Regions from separate parts of the Homo sapiens genome. Here region 1 is linked to region 2. The links are chromatin contacts, found by Hi-C or POLR2A ChIA-PET in ENCODE. All regions are on one chromosome and are shown on one strand. The core of a region is the stretch at or near the end of the contact, and the rest is flanking DNA. Distances in the headings are between cores, read along the strand shown. Region 1 holds the start of PCNX2 (pecanex 2). Region 2 overlaps PCNX2 (pecanex 2).

Region 1 (2,700 bases), core at 98-2,597, 54 kb before region 2:
CATTTGTTTACAAGCTGTGTCTTTAAGAAAATTACTCTTCCAGTACAGAAAGCAGCCATATTCCATTTTGATGATTCATTCCTACTGATGAATGTAAAGTAGAAGGAAGAGTGGTTATAGCTGATGGCAGACACACCATAGTGAGGCTTTTGCTGTAACTCAGTGGCCTTTCATGTCCTGGGCCCTCTCCTCATGATGGGCCTGTCCTTATCTTCGTTTCAGCCTGGGAAGGCTGGTGTGCCTTTACTGGGCCTGACTAGGGCAGCCATAAGTAAGTGCTGCTGCAGACCAGAACATGGCCAGGACACAGGCAGGCACACAAGTCAGAGGAGTGTGATGTGTTGGGACAGACCAGGTAAGGATGATGCAGGGAAGGCGTGTTGGGAATCATGGAGCCCTCTAATCTTTGTCTCTCCCTAAGGCTCTAGCTCACACAGGGCTTCTGCTCCTCATCCCAAAGGAAGACAAGCTCCTTTTTATCTCTTCCCTTTCCAAAACCCACTCTCAAAAGAGAATCTAAACTGTATCCACTGTAAATGATAAAATATATAATAGCTTAAAGATTATTAATTTTTTGTCCAGTGGGTCTTCCTGTCTAAACAGCATAGAGAGATTTAGACTAATGTTCTATATAGCCAGTTAAATACCTGGGATTATGTTCTAGGAAAGAGATAAAAAACTAAGGCTAACTGAAGCTCCTAAAATTTTATCAGGAAGGTGGTTATCTTCTTTCTCCACCAAGTTGGACAACAGGGAGTGGAGGAGAAACAGTCAGGGAGGACAGAAGATCAGTGGCAGAGGACCAGGTAGAGCTTAGATTAATAGAACGTCTGGGGTCAGCCCTTAATTAAGGAGAATGAAGTCGTGCAGGAAGTGCTCAGGAGAAGAAATTACTTTGAGTGCTGTGTGACAGGACCTTGTATGAGGTAAATACTTGGGTGCAAAAAAGGACAAGGACAAGGAACGTGTCCTGGGTCTGTGCCTTCTGCATGAGAACACCCTTGCACGTCCCCTAACAGGAGGATCAGAGAGAAGGGGAAGGGAAGAGGGGAGAGGCAAAAAAAAAAAAGAAAGAAAGAAAGAAAAAAAGAGCGAGAAAGAAAGAGAGAGAGAGAGAGAAAGGAAGGAAGGAAGGAAGAAAGAGAGAGAGAGGGAGGGAGGAGGAAGGAAAAAGAGAGAGAGAAAGAAAGAGAGAAAAAGAGAAAGAGAGAAAGAAAAGGCTGGAGGCACTCACAGAAATCCTTCTGGCCCCCAGCGAAGGCTAAGGAGGGACTGGGCGGGCGTTGGGAGGAGCCTCGGAAGCAACCTCTGAGCAGCCGCCTCTGAGCACGATGGGAAAATCCTTCCTCCCTCGGACATGGCGCTCACCTGCCCGGCCGCAGCAGCCGGCTCCGGCGCCGCGGTTCGCGGGTCCGGGCGGAAGAGCAGCTCCAGCTTCAAACGTGGGGTGGAAGGAGGCGGCGGGGGCGACGGCGGCGGCGACGGCGGGGGCGCGGCCCGCGGGCCCGGGTGTTAGACCTGAGGGAGCCTGGAGATCCGGCCGGGGCGCGCAGGGTGCAGCGGGGCGCTCACCAGCCCCGGGGCGCAGCCGGCATGGTGTCCCAGGTGCTGCAGCTGCTCCGGCAGGGCGTGTGGGCCGCGCTCACCGGGGGCTGGTACCACGACCCGGAGCAGAGCAAGTTCACCAACAGCTGCCACCTCTACCTGTGGCTGTTCCTCCTGCTGCTGCCCCTGGCCCTGCACCTGGTGAGTGGGGAGGGTCCGGTCCCGGGGAGCTGTGGGTATGGAGGGAAGAAGGAGAAAGGAACCACAGACGTGCCATCAGCCTCACGGGCTTTCGGGTTCGTAGAGATTCTTAAGAGACGGAAAGGGAGGGGCTTCAGAAATTTGGGACAGAGAACATGCAGGGAAAGGGGACTGTGAGGATTCACTGGAAAAGAAAAGAAGTAGACAGGACTGCGGGGGCTCGGGGACTCATTAAGAATTGATGCCGGATGTTAGGATGAGTCACTCTGCTTGTGGCAGGGAGCGTGCAGCCTGTTTTGTAGGTGGGTAACTCTAGGCCTTAGAGCTGGGTAGCTTGGGATAATGTTTGGTGTGAAATGCTGTAGATTGTAGCCAAGAGGAAAAACGAAATGTAAAAAGCAGACTCATTTCAGTTATTGTCCCCTTTTTCCCCCCTCACCTTCTTTCTTGTTTTGCTTTGAGAAGGCAGTTCAGTTATCAGTTACTCACATTGTAATTTCTACACCACTATGTATAGAAATCTGTAGGAAGATATAATAATGGATAAATCTAATGTACTTTATGCTAAACAAAGTATTACAACATTTAGATGGGGCTTGACATTTTAGTGGGGTTATGGTAAGTGAGTGCTTGCTGAAGAACTACATAGATGGCCTTCTTAGGTAAATTATACGTAATTAAAACAATGGTTTACCTGCTTTGAAAAGCTGTACAGGTAAGGTGTTCCATGTCTTATTAAACTTTACGTGCCAAGAATCTAATTTTGGTATGTCGGTTGGAGGACTTTATTCCTAACACATTATTTGATCATTTTTTTTACAGCAAAAATCGTCAATGAGTTTGCATGACTGATGGATTCCGAGTTTGACATTTGTGATTGGGTTTCTCTTTACTCTTTTTCCGGCAGTGTATCCAAAGGGTCAGAACTCTGGGTGTGAAGTCATGATGCCTAGG
Region 2 (2,787 bases), core at 197-2,696:
GAGTGCAGAGGGTTTGTTGCAGAGTGAAGTTTTATTACTACTCAGTAGATCTTGTAATTAAAGCTTGATAGTTTCTCTTTTTTGTTCAGCAAATATTTATATTTCTTTGTGTATAAATGAATCCAAGTAATATAGCAGAGCTTTCTTCTATGGACAATCTATAACCATGTTTAAGTATTAATCTGGCTTTTACGGTGTCATAAGCAATCTAATGGAAATGCATGCAAAATGCATATCATCTGCTCCCCAGTGAAATCTGATTGGAAAGACATGATATTTACATTCATTTTGAGGATCTATAACTCACAAAATAGGCATGGTAGTCTACTGAATGGAAGAGTCATTCTGTAGCAAATTTGTTTGCAGTACTTTTTTGGGGGATTTTTATATCAAGGATGGAACTTCAACTTGTTTTTATTTAAAAAATAAGAGTAGGATGGTAATATAAATATTTATCTGAATTCACTTATTCATGGCTTTTGTTTTTGAATTATCGTAGCAAAGATCTAGCAGATATTTTTAGTTTATAAATTAGGCTTATGTTTGAAAGCTGCCGTATATCTCTGAACCCACTGTGTACCATACTCCAAAGGTGGATTGAAGCCCTGTACTTAATCTTTACTACCTCCTCAGAGTTCTTACTCTTTTGTTGACATTATCAGCTTCTCTGACCCTTATCTCAACAAAACCTCTTACTTATTGGGATTAACTTTCAGGAAAGTCCTCTAAAGCCACAATGTTTAATTATCTACCTGGTTCCCAAAGAAGATAAGCAGGCAGAAAACGGCAATAAATAATCATGTCTGTTTAGACTGTGTTTTTAACTTTAGTCAGAAGAAATAATAGTGACACTCTGACTTGGAATAGCTGAACAGGAATGTGAGGCAATAAAACAAGTCAACTAGATATTCAAAATGAAGAGTAAAACATTGTGACTTCTCTCGATATTAGATATACCCAGTACCATGTGCCATTCAATTATAGTTTAGAAATTTCGTCTTTTATTACAAATATTTGAGAGATGCATATAGCTGCGTCACTCACTTAATTTGGATAGTAGAGAGATAGGTATTTGCTGCTTCAAATTTGAAAAACTTGTGTGGGTTCTTGGTGCCTTTGATCACATGGAGGTGGAAAAGATTGGCAAGAAGCAGATGATCACCTGGGTCTACCTTGGAATAGTGTCTGCCCTCCCAAATTTCCATGTCCTTTCTTTTTGGCTTTCACTTTTTACTCTTTGCTCCTTTCACTGTCATTCTTATCTTGTTTTCTTAGACGTATTAGAAAGAGATTGTACTTTCACCCAGGCATAGAGGCATAAGGACGAAAGGTTTGTGAGGTTGATTCTAGAAAGACTTTTGTTCTCTGGGGCATTTTCTCTGAAAGCCTGAGAATTGGCCCTGCCGCTCAGTGTGGTTCTGTTCCGGTGGCAACAGCCACTGCTGCCACATGATGGCAGTCAGGTCCCATGCTCCCAGCCTTGCCTCACTTCCACGGTGTTGCTGCCTTTTTCTCCGATACTCACACAAATTTTACTGTCACATAAAAGGAGAATTGAACAAGAATCCCTGTTAAAATTCAAAATAACAGGTTATGGTTTTCAGAACAGTGCTGCTTTAGTTAAACATCCTACATGTTGAACATGTTGCTGGGACTTTCATTTCTGTGTCCCTCTATGCGCCTTGTGCCCATGTCCCTGGAGGAAGCCTGAAAAACAAGGAAAGAGGCAGAAAAAGGGAGGCCCTCTCTCTGAGAGTGATAGGCTATCGTCTTTAAACTCTGGGGAAGATGAAGAATTTCAAGAAATGTTTTTCCAATATCAGTGAGACAGTGTAGAAGAAGCACATGTATTTTGACTGTCTGTTGCTTGTAGAAGCTCAGATGGTGGAAACCTGGTGAGTCCAGTATGGTGGAATATCGTCATGGTCAATTTGAGGCCCAACTCCTTCCATACAGAAGTGCACTCTTCTGGCCCAGACTAGATCCTAGCCCCAGGCCCGTCTTTATTACCTTCTAGTGGCAGCACTTTTAGAAATTTCCACCATTAATCACTATTTCTGCTATTGCTTGGAGCTCAATCTAGCTTAAATAAACTTATCTCTGCTATAGCCCTGAACCAAACTAGTTTACCAAAGATTCACCAGAGAACGGGATAATTGAGACCAGATGTGCTAAGTATCGTGTACTGTAGTTCACAGAATAGTTACTACAGGCTTGGGATATTTCCATTTCCATTATTGTTTTGGAGGAAGAGAAAATGTCTCTTGAAACTTAACGCTTTCACTTTATATGTATTAATGTGGGAAACGCTTTGGCTTTAAGTTACTAAGATACTGTCTTTTTAGATGATTATGCTGCTCACAGTCTATAACTTAAAAAAAATGAGAGAGAATAAGCAGCAAATACTTGGAGAAGAGACGCTAGCAAAGAACATAGACTTTGGAATTATTCAAAGATTGCGCTCCTGTCCACCTGTCCGTTTCAGTGATTTTTGTGGACATCATCGTCTCTTTGGTACTTGGGTGGGCAAGCTGGATTATAACTACACTATCAGGACACCAGAGAATTATATCACATAAGGGAAACGTCTCCATTTGAGCAATGCTTACTGTAAGCATGTAACCATTTCCTCCTGGCCAAATGGAGAGCCCATATACACATGACAATACAGATGACAATACAGGTTTCTGATGCAGACATATACCAGTCATTAAGCTCAGAAGAGAATCTTTCTTATATGCCCATGCCTTGTCTGGAATACTCAACCCTCATAAAAGAGGTTAATTA

The links. Hi-C counts contacts between places; a loop is a spot of excess contacts on that map. ChIA-PET counts read pairs that join two places held with the same protein, here RNA polymerase II (POLR2A). Pooled maps may share reads with other maps.
Region 1: a pooled map shows a loop between it and region 2 (2.0-fold over the local background). The contact joins the promoter of PCNX2 here to the enhancer-like site in region 2. A Hi-C loop is called at or near these places in 2 of 168 maps with a recorded cell type or tissue (Calu3 and IMR-90) and 2 of 50 pooled maps. POLR2A ChIA-PET finds 5 or more read pairs at or near these places in 4 of 52 experiments (MCF 10A, OCI-LY7, activated CD4-positive, alpha-beta T cell and 1 more).

The regions. Positions count from the first base shown.
Region 1 is chr1:233,294,372-233,297,071 of GRCh38, reverse strand. It overlaps PCNX2 (pecanex 2), which reads left to right and starts at 1,347. Exons shown (of 34, transcript NM_014801.4): 1 at 1,347-1,746. The coding sequence starts at 1,594. RefSeq lists a silencer at 1,252-1,631 and an enhancer at 1,912-1,961.
Region 2 is chr1:233,239,935-233,242,721 of GRCh38, reverse strand. The region is part of intron 8 of PCNX2 (pecanex 2); the gene reads left to right. Among named protein-coding and RNA genes, the nearest start is that of PCNX2, 54 kb to the left of the region's middle. Within about 2 kb of position 1,446, at least 4 of the 41 ENCODE cell types and tissues checked have a DNase peak (open chromatin) inside an H3K27ac peak, as active enhancers do.